Linked DNA regions of Homo sapiens: region 2 is linked to region 1. The links are chromatin loops, found by intact Hi-C in ENCODE. Cell type or tissue: B cell. All regions are shown on one strand. Links, peaks and the distances in the headings refer to the core of each region. The heading gives the core; the rest is flanking DNA.

Evidence for each region. Hi-C counts contacts between places; a loop is a spot of excess contacts. Peaks named below come from ENCODE experiments on the same cell type or tissue, not always from the same donor. Only the 100,000 strongest peaks of a DNase experiment are listed, where the experiment ranks them.
Region 2: it touches region 1 in a loop (7-fold over the local background); 2 of 110 quality-filtered maps call a loop at or near these places.

The regions. Positions count from the first base shown.
Region 1 is chr15:32,903,679-32,914,351 of GRCh38, forward strand. FMN1 (formin 1) reads right to left here. Exons shown (of 21, transcript NM_001277313.2): 11 at 6,796-6,857; 12 at 4,812-4,900. Among named protein-coding and RNA genes, the nearest start is that of GREM1-AS1, 190 kb to the left of the region's middle. In B cell, for the core only: no CTCF peak of the experiment used is centred there; a DNase peak (open chromatin) is centred at 4,953; H3K4me3 peaks cover 1,673 bases; H3K27ac peaks cover 1,376 bases.
Region 2 is chr15:32,828,953-32,839,625 of GRCh38, forward strand. All of the region lies in intron 17 of FMN1 (formin 1), which reads right to left. It also overlaps the pseudogene LOC107984761. Among named protein-coding and RNA genes, the nearest start is that of GREM1-AS1, 120 kb to the left of the region's middle. In B cell, for the core only: no CTCF peak of the experiment used is centred there; a DNase peak (open chromatin) is centred at 5,409; H3K27me3 peaks cover 25 bases.

The DNA.
Region 1 (10,673 bases), core at 856-8,855:
GAAAAGCAGAAAATGCTGAATGAATAGTTACCTATAACTAATCTCAAAAGAGGAAGCATAGGACCAATATGAGGCGACAAGACCATAGTCTTATCAATGTATGTTACGCAAGAAAGGGTAGGATAGAATTGCAAGGCTCTCTAGGATTAAAGCCTTTCTGGGGTTAGGGCTTGCACTGGAAAAGCTCTTAAAGAATCTTAAATGTTCCAATGTCCTCTTTAAGCAGAAGGGTCTGCAACCCATACGAAGAGTTGGAGGGGGGAGAAAAGATCATAATTTTACATTACTTTTGGAAAGACTTGAAAATTCATACTAGAAGATCAGTCACCAAGAATGTCAGTCTGTCCTTTAGGAATGTATGAGGCATTTACAGTGTGTCAGGGACCATGCGAAGATCTGAGAACAGAGCTTAATCTACAGTCCCATCTTGATAATCTGAGAAGTAAACCAACAATTACTGTGGAGTGTGAATGAGTGCTCTCGGTGATGGATCCAGAAGAGGAGCTAGGAAAGCAAATGCAGGACACTCAAGTGTCATGGGGGGAACATTGTCAGCTAGGGTCCCCGGAGCCCTGTGATGCTCACGCACAACATGTGAGAAACTGCCGGGAGAGCCCAGATAGGCTGAATGGTATCTGTGGGGGAAGTGAGTAGAAGGCAGATGCTAAAATTGTGTTCTGTATTCTAAAATACAGGGTTTAAACTTCTGAACGAATGAAGGGTTCTAAACAGGAAGGTGACAGTTTCTGCTTTTTGTTGTAGAAAATCTCCATGGCAGCAGCTCAGCTGATTGGATGGGAGAGGAAATTTGAGGCTGGGAGACCTCCTAGACCACAGCTGTAATCTTCCAAGAGGAAAGGTAAGAGGGGCTTGCAGTGTGAATGGAGAGGGGCAAATGGATGAGGAAGCTGCTAAGGTAACAAGACCCAGAGCAACCTACTCCTAAGAGATGTTGTGAAGAGTCCAGGATGACTTTGCAGTTTTGGCGTGGATATTGGGTATAGCGAAAATACAAAATAATAAAGAAGCAAATTTGGAGGAAAAAAATAGAGTTTTATGACCCTTGCCATCCAAAAACAGCCATGCAAGGAGCACCATAGCTCCTCTCTTATTTATCTGCTAAGCTACCAGAGGTATGGGTTACTTTGAAGGCTGTGAAGCAAGCATCTGACAAATAGCTTCTCTTCCCCTGCCCTGCCCCATTACTGTTTTATCCTCTACCCACAAGAGCAAACACAGTAACTCTCTTAAATATTCCCAAGCATGGGATCTTGGACACTGGGCCTTGGTACTTCTGAATATTTATGGATTGAGTTCCTTTTGGGCTAGTCTAACTTTACATTCTAGGTTCAGTAAGAAAGAAGACTAAATATTCCCAAAAGAAGCCACAAATGAGGGATCCTTCCCTTCTTTCTCCAATGTAGGCTAATACTTCTAGGAAGGACTGCAACTTCAGCTTCTAATATATGAAAGACGTTCTGTGTCTCACATTATTTGGGTTACACATCTACAGCAGCAACTCAGCTGACGGGTGGAATGAAGCAATGTGGCTCATGTTTTTAAGAGACTAACATTTGATTTATTATCCCTAAATTTCTGAATGGTATCACCTAAGGTGTATGTGCACATAGGCGATACACATAGCATAACTGAATGTTGCAACCTGCATTCTTCGATGGAGGATTACACTAACAGAGTCTACTGTGTGGGGGCCCCAAGGCAGCTGTGGACCTTCATGAAAATCACAATAGACTGTGTATAGTGTTCTCACCCTAGGCCATGAGAAGTGTGTACCAGGCCTAATCAAACCCAGTAGAGCCTCACCTCACAACCATTACCCGGCAGCATAAGAGTCAACGGCCATCCCTAGAGGGAGTGGTTCTCAGACAGCCTGGTCCCAAACAGATGACACCTCTGTGGGCAATGGCTTTCTAAATCTGGCACTGGAGTGTAAGAGAGTTGATGAGGTGAGTGATGAGGCCAGCCTCTCCATGCTCTGATTTATAGGACTGGGCACCACAGGGCTCTTAGGAAACTGCAACGTTAAAACTATAAATGATTCATATTTTCCAGTATGTAAAACATGCTTATAGTCGACTCACTTGGAGTTAATGGCAAATAAGTTGCCAGAGAATCAGAGTGGCATAAATCAAACAAATGCTGGTTTGTGCAGGAGGTTGGTAGCAAAGGTGAAATGCACCCAGGTCTGAAGGCCCCCATCTATCCGTGCCTCACCCTCCCGCAACTGAGCCCAGGCAAGTCACCTCACCAGCACAGCATGACAGTCCTTTTTGCTGGGTTTGCGTGTTCACGAAGCCATTACAATGACCATTTATAAACATTAAAAATGCTTTTCTATCTAGATCATCAGTAGAGAAAACAAGAGTAAGTTGTGTGTTAATTACCTGCTACCATTATCTAAGTCCCGGCAATTAGAACAATAATTAGGACAGTAGCAGAAACGCATGATCTCTCCCTGCCTGTTCATTTCACCGGATCAGCCATTCCCATAGCTTAGAACAAGGGCTGCTCGGTGGTTAAGGGGTTGGCAAATTGCAGCCCACAGGCCAAAACCAGGCCACCACTTGTTTTTGTATGGCCCATGAATTAAAAGAACGATGTTTACGTTTCTAAATTGTTGAAAAAAGAGTCAACAGAAGGACAACATTTTATGACATGTAAAAATGACATGAAATTCAAATTTCAGTGTTCATAAGTAAAATGTCATTGGGGCACAGCGATACCCATTTGTTTATATACTGCCTGTGGTTGCTTTGGCACAGCAATGGCTGACTTGAATATTTGTAACATCCCGTAAGCCACAAAGCCTAAAAGACTTACTATCTAGTCCTTTACAGGAAAGGTTTGCCAACTCCAGGCTTAGAGGAGAATATTACTGTGTAACTTGGTATAACCAGCACTACCCAAGTGCTTTGATATGCCCACTGTGCCCCAATACAACCAAATGGCCTTTTCAGTGTTGAAACAGCCCATTATTAATCACTTTACTTTCAGTCATTAGCACCGTAAGAGGGATTCATTTGTTATAATAGGAAATATGACTTGGAAATAAACTATAGGATCAGTTGAGGGTAGGGATTGGTAAGGAAGGTGTCTCAAGTCAGTGGAACAAGACAGCAAGGGAACCTCACTTGACTTGATTCACAATATTCCTAGGCTTTAGAAACCTACTTTGAGGGGGGATCCTGGACCATGCTCCATGTGAGAGCAAGTCATCCAAGGTTCCCAGAACCATCATGTAGGTTTGTCGTCAACTGAGTAAACCCAGAATTCTCTTCCCAACTCCCATCCTCAGCCATTTAAGATGTTTTCCTGAGTCTAAATGTCCAGGCATCCATGGGGACTGAGGTATTCTAGAGCAGCTGTGCCCAACCTTTTTAGCACAGGGACCGGTTTCGAGGAAGACAATTTTTCCACAGGCCAGGGGTTGGGGTTGGAGGTGGGATGGTTTCAAGATGATTCAAGCACATTACATTTATTGTGCACTTTATTTCCATTATTATTACATTGTAACATACAATGATATAATTATACAACTCACCATAATCTAGGATTAGTGGGAGCCCTGATGGTCCCTCTAGCTTCCTGCAACTAGATGGTCCCATCTGGGGGTGATGGGAGACAGTGACAGATAATCATTAGATTCTCATAAGGAGCGTGCAACCTGGATCGCTCACATGCGCAGTTCACAATAGGGTTTGTGCTCCTATGAGAATCTGATGCTGCTGCTGATCTGACAGGAGGCGGAGCTCAGGTGGTAATGCCGGCTTGTCTCTCACTCACCTCCTGCTGTGTGGCCTGGTTCCTAACAGGCCATGGGCTGGTACCAGTCTGTGGCCCAGGGGTTGGGGACCCGTTTCTAGAGGACCCAAGGGACAAGGCATGGAACTCCAGTGCAAGCCGGAGAACCTTGGAAGTTTCTAGGGCTGACTGGTAACCCTGATCTGATAGCTCCATTTCTGCTTCATTTTCTACACTTGCCTCATCTCTAGATTGAGAGGGTTGGCCTGAACTGGACAAAAAAAATTCAAGGTAGCAACAGGCAAAAGAGGCCCTCTGAACCTGTGTCAGAGGACACAGGTCCTCTGAACCCATTTTACAGTCTCACAGAGTCCTAAGCCCTGGAAAGCTGGGCAGGGTCGTGGGGCTGCAGAGCCCCGGGAGCTTATCTATGGCTTCGAGACCCCAAGAGTCACTCAGTTACACCCCGGAGTTCTGGGTCTTCAAAGCCTATGGAACGGCATCACAAACAACAGAGCAAGCAGCCATAGATAGTGACTGGAGAGAAAAACAAGCATGTACAGAGTGAGGGTGAGAAAAAGCCACATTTGGGCAGAGCAGGTGGAGAAGTTTGGGGAAAAGCTAGCACATTCAGGCTGCACTTACTGGATATGACCTTTAGGAAAATAAACTTGAATTCTGTGACTCTGATATCATCTTTTTAACTTCATCAAGAGAACCTTAAACAGAACAATGCCTTCTTCCTTCCTCAGTTACCCTTTTGGTCAAATTGTTTAGTCTAGGAGGAATTAACAAGTTGCTAGAAAAAGAAAGGGGAGTCTCTTGGGGTGGGGGAGGGGGGTGAGACACACTGTATCCAACAGCACAAATCTCAGCGCTGCTTTTCCCGGCAGCAGGGTCATCCTGCTGCATGCAACAGGTCACAGGAATGACGGTGTTGTGATTTAGCTGGCTGCACATTTAGATTTGGTTATTCTGAGCTGGGAGACAAGAAGACAGAAATTGCAGTTCTCCTTTTGGCCTAACAGAAAAATGTTAAGTATCCTTACTGCTCAGGTTTATCCAGCAGCTTCAGTTCTTCTTCTTTGGATGTCTCGTAATACTTTCTTATTTTAACCAGCTCATCCTCTTGGGCTCTCTGTATCAAAATAGAAAACAAAACCAAAAAAAAAAAAAAAAAAAAGGGAAGTGAGACTCTGGCTATGGCAGTGGGTCTCAAAGTCTCGAAGTGTGGTTCCTAGACTAGCAGCATCAACAACATCACCTGTCACTTGTCAGAAATGCAAATTATTGGCCCACCCTAGACACAAGAACTTGGGGTGTGGGTGGGGGTGGGGGGATGCAAGCCCACTGGGTGATTCTGATGCATGCTCAAGTTTGAGATTCAATGCAAATGGACCTAACAAGTACACGCAGCTGGACACAGAAGTACAGCTATTTGAGCTCTACTTTTGAATCCCCCATCTCTTCCTCTGTAAGGAGGCTGGGGGAATATTGTTCTTAGAATTTGTTTCCTTACTCTTAGAACAGCCCTAAATTATATGAACTCGCAGCTCTTTCATTTCTAGTCAACAACGTCCCTTTTTCCAAATTTCGTAAGCACTCATTGTCTGTACCACTTATTTTGGCATTGAGTCACTTACTTTCTCAATTTATCCAACTATTTCAGTTGAATGAAGCTTATCTCTACTGTGAGCTAACAAGCGGCAACCATGTGCTTAGTCCTGAGCTCATGGTAACAACACAAAGCATCTGGAAGGTACTGCCTTTGACAAAGTTCTTTAACATGAACCACTGTATCCTCATTTTACAGATTATTCCACTGAGGCTTGTACTAAGCAACTGTTAAAGAGCTTCAGACTTGGAACTCCCTCTTTCTGCCTCTATACCTTGCTGACCTCCAAGTATTCAAGTGCATAATTAGCTCCCAATGGCCTGGTATTTGTGTACTTTCTGGTTTATTAACGAAAGCTTTACTAGTGGAAACGTGAGAAGTTCCGACCCACTTGTACTAAGTAGCTCCTGATACATATAAAGATGTGAAAATGAGCAAGGAATTGGTGATGCCACCAAGCCTAGACTATTAGACTATGGAAATCTTCTGTAAGAAACTTAAGGTCCCAGGGGACATAAATATGAAACGAATCATCTTTTGAACTGGTGACCACAGTACACTATAGAGCCCTAGACAGCTTCCTGGGAAATACCATTACTTAAGAGAATGTGGTTCAATCTATGTTTTTGTAGCCTAACAGTCAGTGAACCAAAACAATGAACAATCATGGGAATTCTGACTCTCCTGTGTTGTCTTCTCAAGAGAGCCTGACAATTCTGCTGGTTATGTCCACTTAAAACCCAAATCAAAAACCTTATATGTGTACAGTCCTGTTGACTTTCAAAATACATTGCTACTGCTACATATATTAAATCCTCATTTGACTAAAAAAAAAAAATCAGAGCCTACTATAATCCCCGCTATACTGATGATCACAACGGGATTAAGAAGTTTAAGTAACTAGCCCAAGGTCACTTAGCAGGCAATGGTAGACACAGCTGGACCTCAAACCTAAGACTGTCTCATTCTAAATCCAAAACACATACCTACCATTCTACACACCTTCCCACATTCAATATCATCAACTCATTTGGACTAAGAGTAATCATCCAAGCTGGTATTAGCAGTCCCATTCTTCAGAAGTAGACACCAGTGCACGCTATCATTTCAGTAGGCAGCTTACCTTCATTCACTTGGCCAGCAAGTGACAGGACTGGGTTCCAGGGCACGTAAATGGTGTCCACCTGAGATGCCCTGCCTTGCAAGTGTGCAATGAGATCTGCTAGCCCAGATACCACAGTGGGAGTCAGGAATCTAGTGCTTCTCACATCCACTCCCATTCAAGCTTGTGTTTCTATGCCTTAATCTCTTCCAGGCCACGTCAAAACCCTTACTACCAAAGAACATGAACAGCTCAGTCATTTCTCAGGTAGAAGATAAATATGGAAATACTAGCTCTGTAAGTCTTTGACACTCACGTTTTCATATAAGGCTGCCAGGGTCTCCAGATCAACCACGGAGTCATCCACATTGAAAATGGCTGCCAAGCACCCAAAAAGAAAAGAGGATAAGGGATTTGATTAGGTCCCCTGCACCAATGTTTACTCCACATCCAGCTTCCAAGCAATTAACAGAGTATTGCGTTTTCTTACACAAGCTGTGCCTCTCTGCTCCCCTTCCTTTCGCACCAGGGGTCTCAAATGAAAGAAACCAAAATGGTTCCTATCATTGGCCTGAGCCTTGGCTCTGCCTTGTTTAATTCCTCAGGCTCTGAGTCCTTTCTGCAGTTTAATTTAGGCTCCACAGGAGAAGTGTTTGTGCTTTAAAACTAAATCAGTTTGTAGGTTTGAAGCACAATTTTAAATCTTTCTTCCCGATGGTAATTGAAGAGATTTAGTACCTAATGCACCAGAACTGACTCTTGCCCATTACCAGAAAGAAAGAGAGAAAAAAGACAATGTTGGCAAATTAAATGAATTCAGGCATGTGATTTCAGGCACCTTTCCGTGGCCACTGCCAACATCTTGTTTGGATTAAAAAGACAAGAAAAAACAATAATTGCATCAATAGCAAATTAAGATTATGGAAACCTCCCATGAGCCAGTCTTCAGGCAGGCTCTCATTCCCATGGCTTTATTAGGATTCTACTTGTTCTGTATTATTTAAGATTAATTTAGCCGTTAACTAATATGCTTATGATTTCATCTAGAGAGGTACCTTCCCATAGATACTGGGATGCAAAAATTGAGACTTAAAATCCTTAATGGATTTGGCTATCGAAGTGTTTGAAATAAGCAGGTCCACATCTTTAAATAATTATTCAAAACTAATAAGGTTTGTTCCCTCAACCCTACCTCCCTTCCCTGACTTTACATTGTGAAATTAACCAGCACGCTAGTAAATTTTCTCCGTGGCAGGCTAATTAATTTTATTAAACCAACCAGTGATACTTAGAATGCCTTAAAATTTTGCTCGTCAACTATTTATTCTGTTCATTTGCATTACACCATGGTTTTTGGGAAGGTGGGGACCAAGGTAAGGGGCAGGTTGTTTTTGAGGTATTTTGCTTCTTCTGTGGTTTAGAATCACATGAACCCTTTCATACAATTTTAACAAAGCTAAAATTAACTGAGCTAAGATCATGGAACCTCACAGAACAGCAAGAAATGTACTTAAAATTCCTTTGCAGGCCACCTTCTCAAACTTAGGGGTTAATCAGCAAGCTATTCCTAGATACATGGAACAGAGAGAAAAGAGGAGGTTAATATGCTAGAGTCAAAGTAAGTCACCTCAGATTCCACCAAGACAAAGGAACATCACACATCCACAAAGGCCAATGTGAAACCAGTAAAGAAAAATGCAGTTTAAGGACAGAAAGAAAGGATTTGTCCTCTCAAGACTGTTATTTTGTGTGTGGAGATCACATAAATCCACTAATTTGTCAGACACAACAGGCATTTTTAAATGTCTAGTGCGTTGAAAACCAAAATAGCCAGAAACAATGTCTATTTTATGTAAATCTCAGTATTCTCTCACAAAAATCAACCAACATGAGCGCATAAGAAAAGGTCAAATTCTAAACAATAATCTACCAAAAATGTTTACATGTTAACTAATCATGCATCCTGGGTAACTATATATTACAAGCTTAGATATAATCAAATAATCTTAACTAATGAGAAAGAGAATGACCTGTGAGTTTCTTTTCCTAGTAAGTAAATACTCAGTTTTTAAAAGTTAATCAGTCTGGGGCCCAGGCACACAGTTCCTCAGATGGTATTGTCAGCTGTGCCCCTTCCAGTGTGTTCAGTAGCAGAAAAATAACACCCAGAGAGGTTGGGACTGAGAACAACCATGGGCTCTGAAGACATGGATTCATTCATTCCTCCATCCAGCCCTTGAATAAGTATTTGTTGGATGTGTACAGGATCTGTTCTAAATACTGTGGATTTTTAAGTTAGAAGTGCAAAGTACTTAATTAATCTCATGAAATTTATATCCCAGTCTGGGGACAGAAAATAAACAAGTAAATACATAATTTCAGATAACAATTTACTATGAAGAAAGTAAAACAGAGAAATGTACAACATTAGACAGAAGGCTCAAGGAAGGCTTCTTTGGGAGGTGACATTTAAGAGAAGACCTGCAGAGATCAGTTTTGTGGCTATCTTGGAGAATAACGTCCCAGGGAGAGGTAACTGCAAAGACAAGTTTCTTTTTCTGAAGGAACACATTCAAGGTATAGAAAAAAAAAAATCAAGGTGACTATCATGGACAGAGCAAAATTTACTCATTGTGTGATCCTGACATGTTAAATTTTCTGAGCTTCAGCATATCTATAAAACAGCTCTAATACCACTTAGTGAAAATATTAAGTGAGGTAAGATATATGCTTAGCATAGCACGTAGAACATGGTATAAGCCCAAAATGGTATATATGAGCTATTACTATCATGATTTCAAATATATACATTGTAAATGTGTTTTAATGCTTGTTAATGCCTTATCCCCTTTAACATCTGGAAAGAGTTAGAGAAAGAAAACTACAACTACTGAGTGATTTGTGCTGTAAATGCAACCTTCCCGAATTCTTAGGTGTTTCTGATCGCGGTTACTAGGAAACCCTTCCAGTCCTTTAAAACCCCACTCAAGACCCAACTTCAGAAAGCATTATTAACAGGAAAGGTCTATGACACAGAACTCTAATTACAAAAAATAATGGATCAAGTGTCTTAAGGGAAATGCCAGGTACCTCCAAGTCTGTATTATCATATTTTTATCTATAATTTCAATATTTCTCATCAATCCATCCTTCATTGTACCAAGGTTACTTTTTAAAAACATGGATTTCAAAATTTTACTGTGATGCTTAACATACCTCCAATATCTTCCTTTAAACACTCGGCGAAGTCTAAACTCCTTGGCCTGGTTGTTAAGCTCATTCCCTGCCTCGCCTCAATTACACTTCCAAACTCATCTCCTACCATGTTCTCCATGCACCATGGGTTCCAGTCACCCTGTGTCCTTCCCCATTCCTGAACATGCCATGGCTTCCTCCCTTTCTTCATCTCTCCATGGCACAGAGGTCAAAGCCCTGGAAGGACATCCTTTGACCCTCACATCATTAAGTCCTCAATCTTTTCCTCTGCCATGGTACCTCTCTCATATTTTACATAAGGTGAAGATGGTATACTTTAAGAATCTGTGGTATGTTGCATAACTGTTTCCTTCTCCCAGTAGACTGTGAAAGCCTTGCAGTCAGCAGTTGATTTCTTAAGCATCTTGATAACTGTCTCCCAGCATGGTACCAGGGGTGTAGCATGTATAACATAGATGTTTGTGGGTATAATTATACCATACGACTCCTGAAGACTGAGTCCTGCTGATGGGAGGAAAAGCTTCTTGACAAAGAGAACATAGGGTCTTAAAAAGAAACCAGAGAGCCTCTAAAGGGGCACAGCCTTATAAGGCATGTATCTGAATCATGGTTGTTTGCTTCTTCCCAATTTGACCCTGTCCAAAAATCAAGGTTTGGCCAGCAGTTACATAATTGTGCCCCCAACTCACACACTCGGTGTAGATTATACCGCTTGCCTGAATACTCCCTAACAAAAATAATTAACTTCAAAGATGAGTTTTCTCATTATTAGGGAATGAATAAGGAAAATATCTTTCCTTATTCAAAAAAGTTTTAAATAGCTGTATCTCCTTAGGAAAAATGTTGAGTAAAAGTTCAACTATTATATTGCTTTAGGCAGACACTGAAAACACTAATCTATTAATCACCAATAATTAAGCTAAATTCATCCATGCAATGACAATTTGTAAGTATGCAATACGTGCCAGTGAACGTAAA
Region 2 (10,673 bases), core at 887-8,886, 75 kb before region 1:
TCTGCTGGCACCTATGTATATTTGCTACACATCGAATGTTTTGTCATCCCCTAGAGGAAAGACACTGGTGGATGGCAAGAATGTCAGTATTTGTTTACTTGGAGCAAGAGGCAGGTCATTTGGTCACAGACTCAAAATGCAATGTGCAAGAACTCAGAAACTGGATAGCAAAACTCCAGCCCAAATGAAGCAAAATTTCCTTCTCTGCTTTCTCAAGGTCTACTCTAGTTAATATTGATGTAACTAGACAAATACCCAATAACAAAAATTTGCCATGCAATATATAATCTAAGATGGCACAACAGTTTATGAGACCAAGCTATTATTCCTACTAAGTTAAAAACATGCGCTCCGGCGAAAGTTCTGTCAACCTTACAGCTCTTTAAATGCATGCATCCAGGAGGACTAGACAAGCCATCTTCTGCTTCCAGCTGCTAGTGTTTCTAGCTGGTGAATAACACAGGCCCCCAGGAGAGGGGGGTGAAAGATAGTTTTCAAAGATTGGAAAATTTCCTCCAACTTACATTAAAATTAATATTAAGGGCTCTATATGTGGCTGCTGGAGTAGAATGGTGGGAATCTAATCAAGAGCCCGTGCCTTCCTTTGAGGCCAGTTTCCTAAAATTGGTTCTCTGTGCCTATATTGCATGAGCTGAAAGCATATGGATGCAATCACATTCCAAGATACCTTATTTGGTGTTGGTATGGACTGGGCATATTGTCTCAGCTTACAAAAGCAATAAGGATTCTCTGACTCCTGCCAATCCATGTAAATCACTCTTTTACCTGTTTAAAGGGTAAGATTCGTGAGTGAGGAAAATAGTTACAACTATTTTGTTACCAGCATATATAACCATGTTCTATATCTAGATAGAACTCTTCAAGTTGTGAGACCTCAGTAGTGGGAAGGGAGACAAGATTTAGACAAATACCCACACAGAAATGAGGGGGGACACATTTCTCCCACGTGGCAGAGTTAGGAGGTACTGAATCCAAATTTTGTCCTTATGTAGAGACCTTATGCTGGTTGAGAAAGCAAAATAACTAAATAAGGATTACTTATATCTGCAACTCATTTTAATGTCTTCTTTATTTTTAAAAGCAAATGGACTAGTGAAGGGAAATTCACTTCTCTGAATACAGGATCATCCCACATTCAGGCTATCCAAAATTTGGGGGATCTGGAAGGCCAAAGACCAAAAATAAAGTAAAAAAAAAAAAGTAAATGAAGTTATTGGATATGAAATAACAAATGACAGGAGATTAAAATCTTCTAATTCTTGTGTCTGGCCATATAACTGAGTGCCACTGACCATTAGATAAAGACAGATTTTTAAAAATAATCACCCCTATTGTAAGGGATAGTCACTCCTGACTCATTGTCTTCTCTTCTTCATTAGTTTGATTGTTTTTCCCTCCAGATCACATTTTTGGAGTTGTTCTTTTGGTGAGATAGTGGTTGAAATAGTTTAATTTTCCTTTTTGAGTCCTGTTTTCACCTCTAGATGAATTTGCTTTTATGAAGGAATTCCATTCCATTTATGATCTAAATGAGGAGGAACTCCTTTAAATTCTTTCCTTTTTTGGACAGCTTCAACCTGTATTTCACTGAGTACCACTGCATGGTAAGTAAAGAGGATACTATAAATAAAGTGTGAAATAGACATCTTCCCTCTCGTATCAGCTAAGTAATTTCTCAAATATTTAAAAATTGAAAGAAGTGCCACAGAGGTAACAGAAAGAGGGGCAGTTATATTATTGAGTAGAAACCTAATTTTCCCAGGAGTATATGTAAGAAAAGCCCTCCCTGTCCGAGGAGACGTCATCATGTGAACTCACATATGAAGAAAGGTGGAAATCAATTAGGGGTAGGAGCAGCGAGGGCCCTGGGGAGTGTTCAAGTAGTGCAAATGACATCTAAAGACGGGATGAAATGTAACCTTTCAGATCGGGAGGGCAGGATCCAAGCCACCAAAAAGTCTAGTGGTTTGTATCCTCCAAACACCCCCCACCACTATAATCTCCCGCCACTTACTCAACCACTCTAGTCCAAGGCACCAAACCCCCATGCTGGATTCTTAACCTGTCCTGATTGAGGTCCTCCTTTAAGTCACATAGATCCAGCCCATCTGAGTTCAATTTCCTCCTTTGTAAAATGGAGATAATAATAGTGCTTTCCTCAAGGGTTTTTTTATTCAATGAGAAATGAGATATTACTTAGTATCAAACTTGGCTGAGAGTATTAAATAAATGTTAGCTAATATTATTTTTACTTTTTTTTTTTGAGACAGGGTTTCGCTGTGTCAACCAGGCTGGAGTGCAGTGGTATGATCTCGGCTACTGCAACCTCCACCTCCTGGATTCAAGTGATTCTCCTGCTTCAGCCTCCCGAGTAGCTGGGAATACAGGCACCTGGCTAATACCGTTGCTAATAATATAACGCACATATCATGGAAGCTTGGGAAGTTTTTATAAAACAGGTGGGGCTTGATGGCAGTTTTGAAGGGTATTTGCTGCTTGCCTAGAACACGGGAAGTGGAGCTGGCAGTCCAAGCTCAAGGAGCCCCAGGAGCCAGGGCTTTGCAGAGGCTGCAGGGGAGGAAAGTGTGTGTGGGGTGGGGAGGTTGGTATTGCATAGGTCCAGGGAGGCAATCATGAGACTCCCTAGACCACAGGAAAAATCTTTTGTGGGAATAGTAAGCTTGGACAAGTAGACTAGAGACTATGAAGATAATCTCTCAGAGACTGACACAAATAATCCACTCATGCAAATAATCTCAAAGAATGCAGCCTTTTTTTTTTTTTTTCTAACTTCTGATTCTTAAGGATGAAGAATGTGGGTGGGGATGCCTGTTCCCGGTGTCAGTAAGTAAAATCTTCTGGTGGGGAAGTATTTTGAATATTTGCAAAGAAAGTTCAATGCTCTCCAAAGTGGAGGTAGAAACTGGCACCAGGGATTTCTGTGTACCTGCCTAGAAATACAGGGCTTTAATCTACAGCCAATGTGAACTTTTGTAACTCTTTAAAACATCATCATTTCTGAGGGACTTCAGACTCTGTTCTGTAGGTCAGCACCAGACCAACAATATAGAGTTCCTGTGATCACTTATGATTTGAAACATAAACTCAGGCTTTGAATGTTTTAAAAACACCCGTATAACTATGGGTTGTTTAAAAATAGCTATACCCCAAAGAGTTTATTTCCAACATCTGACATGAATGCATTTTGCAGCGATTTGTTATGCAAATAATGGTAGCAGGGAAGACATATGAAAAAACATTGACCCTTCTCAAAGCCCGATGGATTTAATGCTTTTGTTAATTCTGAATTCCAAGTCTAGGGGTTGTCTGTTTGTGGTGTATAAAATAAAATACTATATGCCTGCCTCAACTTTCCTTCTGATGAAGCTGTAATTTGCAAAGGAGCTATTGTTCCTCTATGGCTTCCCTAATTTTTCTTCACAGACAACTGTGCTTCAGTGTGGAGAGGGGTTTCAGTGTATTGGCTGTTGAGATGATGCTGTGAGTATTTTCAAGGCAGAGGGGGCTGGGTGCGGTGGCTCACACCTGTAATCCCAGCACTTTGGGAGGCCGAGGCGGGCAGATCATGAAGTCAGGAGATCAAGATCATCTTGGCCAACATGGTGAAACCCTGTCTCTACTAAAATACAAAAAATTAGCCAGACATGGTGGTGAGTGCCTGTAATCCCAGCTACTTGGGAGACTGAGGCAGGGGAATCGCTTGAACCCGGGAGGTGGAGGTTGCAGTGAGCTGAGATCGCGCCACTGCACTCCAGCCAGCAGAAGGAAGAGCTTTTTGAGATGGAGACTCAGGTAGTGCTTGGAATTGCTGATAATCCAAGGCCTGATGATACGGGGGTTATTTGCTGAAGCTTCTATTTCAACTCTCCTTTATGACCCCGGGTTACCTAAATATGTTGCCTTCTAATGTTGTTTTGTGAGAGGTAGGAAGTAGGGTAGACATCATCAGTCTTAGATTTGTCAATGGGAGAAAACCAAGGGACAGACTTTTTTGCCGCCATTTTGTCCTTCTAAAGTGTTAGCTCCTTTTTCCCACTTTACAACTCCTCCTTTCTCCCCTCCTCCTCTGCTCTGCTCTTCTCCACCGCCACCACTCCCAGCAGCTGTTTATTAAATGCCCACTGCATGCTAGCTTTCTAATTTCTTCTTGTCTCTAATGGTCATATTTTAGGATGTCATTCCTCTACTGACAGCTACCACTTCTAGAGTAATCCTAACCTGTAATTCTTTTCTTAGAGGATAAGTAGAAAATACGTAATGGGAGGTGGGGGGAAATGGTTTTGATCTTCAATTAGTGTAACTGATAGGGAGGAAAGGGCTTGGGTTAAGGGAATGTCTTATGAAGCAGCAGCTGTTTTATAAGGGACTCATCTGGAGAAGTGGGGTGTATCCTCTACTGATAAGGGAGAAGACCCACAGAAAGCCAACTAGCATCAAAACAGCCCCAGCATCCAAGCACAGAGGAAGTGAGCCTTCTGACCCCCATGATCTAATAAGCCCCAATATTAGTCCATACAGGAGATGAGCAACATCCCAGGGTGAGTGAGTCAGTCACTCAAGTCCCCGGCCCAAAAGTGTAATGGACTTTGTTTTATGGTTTAATGGACATTTAGCTGAGTTAAAAGGGTTAACAAGTCTGAACACTTCTCTGAAACCTGATGAGATATCCAAGCATCTTTTTTCTGAAGGTCTCCATTGAAAATACCACTTATGAGTAACTTCTGTAAAGAAAACCCATCTGAAAATACCAGAGATGAACCAGCTGCTTTTTTCCCCCTGAACTCTTAGCAAATGATCTAAGGGCTTAAACACATTAAAGGCCACAATTTCAACTTCTGGAATCAATAGGGCAAAGGAATGTGGGCATATTCATTTAAATATGAATTTGCTGACTCCATTCTTACTCTCTTGGGTTCCTCCATAAGCCCAGACCTTACACTAAAAGGCAGCTACTTCTCACACTGCAGCAGGATTTTGAGAACCATCGCCCTTTGTCATCTTCACCCTGACCCTTCTCATCATTTTTTCTGATTCTCAGAACCTCCTGGCATTTATTTCCAATTCAGTTCTGTTTCCTTTCACCAACTCAGGTTAGTTGAGGCTGGACCCTAGCATGCCTGTTTTGTCATACTCTGATGAAAAGCAAATTAAATTCTTGGATGGTAAACTCTTTTCTTAAACTTCTGTCTGGTTCTTTGGAAAAAAATTAAAAATTATATTTCTGTTAATATCAACCAAAATATTGAATCCATCTCAGGATCCTACATCCCTTGACCAACAAGCTGATAAAACTGCCTAGCTCATCTTAGTCAACCTCTTCCTCTCACATGGTGTGTGGAACAGAACTTGGTCTCCCTTGGGCTTCAGTAGTAGCAAATTGAGGAAGTAAGACCTTAATTACATATAACCATGTTTCCACCCTACGTTAGCTCTGTTCCCTTGCCCTTTCACATTTCAAGCTGCCTCAAGGAGGAAAAAATCAGACAGATAAAACACAAACAAAAGACAGAAAACAGGAGCTCAAGGGCTAAATCAAGACTATTAATAGTTCCTCCAAACAAAGAAACCGACTGCCATCATCCAAGCTCTGTTCATCTAATTCTTCCTTTCTCCAAATGTGGCTGAAACTCATCTCCCTTTTAGCCTTCTCTTACTCCCACCGTTATTATTTTCAGCAATTTTTCCCTAAGACAAGGCAGCAGCAGCAAGAAGTGAGAAAATAAAGGTAATCTAGGTAGTACCTTTCTTTGAACAAATAGTTTTCCATCTTTTTCTTATTTCCACTGATCTTGAAAACAGAATCACTGTTTAAAGGGGAGAAGCCCTAGTTCCCTCTGATCACCTTGGTTAATTTTAGAATGGGTGCTTCATATTCACCACACAGAGAAATCTAAGGCTTTTATTCAGGTGAACCCTTCAAAATGATAACATTATGACACCAAAGCTTTTAAAAGTCTTGCTGTTCTGAAACTGCCATTGCAGTTTGGCTTTGTGGCTTTGGATACTCTCAGAGGGAAGGCATCACCTTTGTTAGAGTTTGTGAATTTAAATTAGTTTGGGTTTGTTTGGAAGCAGAGCAACATCAGAAAATCCAGTCCCTTTCTACCTAAAAGCACAAGGCTGCTAGTGAGCAGGCCCATGAGGAAGAGCTGGAGGAGAGGGCAGGACACAGGGATGTCACCCAGCCTAGCTGGGATACGTGTCAGGCCTGACCACGTAATCACAGATACTCATGAACAAGGGAAAGCAGACTATTCAGATACAATGAAAACTGATTTTAAATAAGAGGCATCTCTTATTTTATTATTTTTTCTAAATCGTGGCTCTAAAAAAATAAACTTAGAATTATTTTCCTCTTCCAAAGTGAAATATCTTTTTCTTCCTGGCTTAGACCACCAACCAGGTTTCTGCTGCCGGAAGCCGGGAAAATACTGGATATTCTTTGAGGAAGCCTGATCAGATGCCCTATTATCCCAATTTCCAAACCAAAGATGCTTGGAGATGAAGACACACTTTTTTGGTGTGTGTTCTAAGTTGCAACCTCAAAAACTTGGCAGTTTTCTCACCATGGACTGTGATTTCCATGATGTGATGGTTTGGAAGGGTTTGTTTTCAAATAGATGTTATGGGGTGATTCCAAGGGAATTCTATTTCAATCCTCCTGAGTTGACAACCTTTCCTTCTTAAGTGTAACTTTGGTGTTCAGATAACCTTGGGACACAGACAAGGAAGATTCCCAGTGGTAAATGTCTGTGTGGTACAAAATGGGAAGGCAGAAAGTGAAGCTTGTAAAGTCATGAAAATAAGAAAGAAAGAGCTTTTCATGCATTATCTTTCACACTGTTCTTCTTTTTCTGTTTTTATTTTATTATTATTATTTTTTTGAGACAGGTTCTCACTCTGTTACCCAGGCCGGAGTGCAGTGGCATGATCATGGCTCGCTGCAGCCTCAATCTTCTGGGCTCAAGTGTTCCTCCCACCTCAGCCTCTCTGTACCTGGGACTACAGATGCATGCTATCATGGCCCAGCCAGTTTTTAAAATTTTTTGTAGGATGTGGCCTCCCTATGTTGCCCAGGCTCGTCTTGAACTCCTGGCCTCAGGTGATCCTCCCACTTTAGCCTCCCAAAGTCCTGAGATTACAGGTGTGAGCGACTGCTCACAGCTGGGATTACAAGGCTGCTCACTAGCAGCCTTGTGCTTTTAGGAAGAAAGGGACTAGATTTCTGATGTAGCTCTGCTTCCAAACAAACCCAAACTCATTCAAATTCACAAACTCTAAAAGGTGATGCCTTCCCTCTGAGAATGTCCAAAGTCACAAAGCCAACTGCATGGCGGTTTGGGAATGGCAAAACTTTTAAAAGCTTTTGGTATCATAATTTACTTTTATTTAGGAGGATAGTATAGTTCACATTTTCTCCTTTTTCACAGGTTCTATTTAGTGTCATTTATAGTAGCAATAATTCATATTCTAACTTAGCTTTACCTCAGCAACTCTTTCTCCCCTTACTTTTAGTCTCAGTACTACAAATGCCCGCATGCTTTCTCCCCAGAACCGAGGCCTTCATATTTTTCTCCCTAAGCTGTATATGTCTTACAAACTTGTAAAATGAATGTAAATGAATGTAAAACTTTCCCCTTGTTTGGTGAAGAACAAGAGGATACACCCATTGCTTGAGCATACATCTCCCTCAGTCTCTCTCTTTTTTTTTAGAATGCAAAGTATTTTCTTTTTAAACTTTTAAAATCTGAAAACAAGCTAGCCTATGTTAAATAACATAGTTTCCAAAGCTGAACGTGCTCACTTGGAGCCCAGTTTTCTGCTTCAAATACAAACACAACTTCCTGACACTCCTAGGTGGGAACACTACTGTTTGACGATCTGTGATTAGATGAACTGATCGATCTCAGTGGGTAACATTCCTTTATTTTTTCCTTGGTAAAGGTTTAAAAATTCTAAAATAGATGCATTTTTTTTTTTTCAGTTTTACACTGACAATTTCATTCCAATTGTCTCCTGGGAGACACAGACCATGTACAGGAATCCATCTTCATCCTTCTCACTCTGCTACAATGCTGTGTCTGTTCACCGCCAGGAGGAAGGCTTGATTAGCACTGAGCTGGAAGGACCTTCTAATGATCTTGATGAGCTCACTCAGGTTGATGTGGTCCAGTACAAGGAACATTGCTTTATCCAGGACGGGAAGCTGCTTCTCAGCCTTGTATCGTTCTGTTACTACCAAGATTTTGGGTGGATGCTGCTCTCGGAGAAGTCAAACTTCTACTCTTTGTTCAAAGGTGTGGTGTGGCCTGAAGGTCTTCTCTGATGTCATGGTGCAGGGATCTGGGTGGTGGTGGCGACATAAGGGTTCTGGCGGCTCCTGGGGGTGGCGGTGGCAGTGAATCTAACTCTGGCGACAGTGACTTCTCTTGTCTCCCTCAGTCTCTTTATTATATGCTTGATCCATCAGAAAGTCTCAAGGTTCTATGCACCTCAGCAACCCCAGTGATAAGGCAAGGGGTTCATGGACTGAGTCCTGAAGCCCTCTTGTGTTTAGAGATTGGGAAGATGAAGAACCAGCTTAGGAGATTGAGGAATGCCCATGAAGTAGAGAGAAGACAAAAGAGGGTTAGGACCTAAAGCAAGAAGGAGTTTTCAATCCATCATTTGATCAGCTATATCTAATGCTCCTGAAAGGTGGAGTAAGATTTTGCGTCAGATATATAGGGTCTTTTAGACTGGAATAGTGTCTGATTCTTCTTTTTTTCCTCAGAGTCTCACATATAGTAGATAACTTATAAATGCTGAATGAACAACTGAAAAAGAATAGTAGTGATTGGTCACAGAGAATGGGATGTGCTCTCTGTTAATTCCTTGCCCATCAACAGATGCCCATCCTAGGGCAAAATGGGAGAAAGACTATCATTTCCACAGTCCTCATGCTGAATGGATCCCAAGTGCTATTGCCTCATTTATGTAGCATGATCCAGAGACACTTCCAGTCTGAAGAACTTCAAAGGTTTTAGGAGGCTGAGGTGGAGGGCTCGGGGAGCAATGAAGGCAAGAGGGAAAGGGATGAACAACCACAATAAAAGGCCGGCACGTTCACAACAATGTTGGGCAAAGACAGTGATTCCTGAATATGAAGGAATCTGGAGAGCGAGTCACAAGAAACTGAAAACATAAGGGGGTGGAGGAGATGCTGAGAGAAAACAGAAAGCTATGAAAGAAGGCAGACGCTCAAACCGAGGTAAGAGAGAAAAAATTAAAAGCGGAAGGGGAGAAAGAAAAAAAATCGGAGAGGTGAGGCCAATGTATGGAAAAAGAGCAAAGGAAACACAGGGCCATTGTCTGATGCTGAGAACAGTCTGGAGACTGAGCAACTGGTGCCCGATTTCTGTGCATCTCAAGAGGAGATAAATGGCAGATTGAAGGGACCCTCTTGGCATTCTGGATCCAAGAGGAAAACATAGCAGGCGCAGTGAATGCTCAAGTAAACACAAACAGCAGCAGCCGTGGGGTTACGAGTGACCTGACTGCAGGCTCTGTCCTCTCCTGGCCTCCAGCCTGTGTGTACAACACACATGCCCGCTTAAAGCCCCGCTTAAAGCGGGAGGGCAAAAATCTCCTGCAACTGGGTGACCTCTGTTGTCAGCATTTGGCTAATTAAGGAAAGATATTACCCTACAGATCTCTATGCCTTGGTCCTACTTCCTGCTCATTAAAAAATGGTTTAATGAGAAAAAAATCAAGGCAACAGAATCCAAATTATTATTTTTTCTCCCAAATGAGCTGAATGACAGTGGCTGTTGCCAGAACGCTTGAACAATAGGATTGTGACACGAAGACTGAAATCTAAACAACATGAAGAAATCTCGAGAGCCCAGCAGTCCCCATTATCTCATGCTTGCACGACGATAGTCCAAAAGATGAGTGATGAGTCTCCATTTGTGCAAGCACAGCAGCAGTCCAAGGCCCTGACACAGCCACTAATTGCCCATCTGCTTGTTTACACAGCCCAGAGATGGTGACTGGACAAACAGTTCATTTCCCTTGAAACGGGACCAAACTGGGAGGAGCCTGTCACATGGGACAGAGGAGGACTAGGAAGAACTCTCATGAGAAAGTGCCCCCAGATCAAAGCCAAGGACCAGCAAGCCAAGCAAAGATGGGTTCCAGCGGCTGGCTTCTCACAGGCAGCTTCGGGTCTACCGCTTTCTGCACCCTGCCCACCCACTCCCAGCAGAACTGGAACCCCTCTCCCTGAGGACAGGACATTTTGAACCATTCACGTAAAAGTCTCAACCACGGAGCGTCAGCACCAACCCACCCTTCAGGCGTTGGCAGCAAGGACAACTGTGTTCAGGTGAACTTCTAGCCCTTTCAGACTTCACTGGATGCTTGGCATTTGCTACACTAGTTCCCATTTTAGTGTTCTGCTTGTCTCGTAGACTGGACTGTAAACAACTTGAGCACCAGGGACCTGAAGCCCCCGGATTCCACAGCAGGGCACTTTACATGTGAAGAGCCATTAGCCAGGAAATGCTTATGGTTGTTAATGATGATAAGCTACTCCAAACATAGTTTCTTTTATCTGCCTACATCAGAAGCTTGGCTTCTTGAGACAAGAG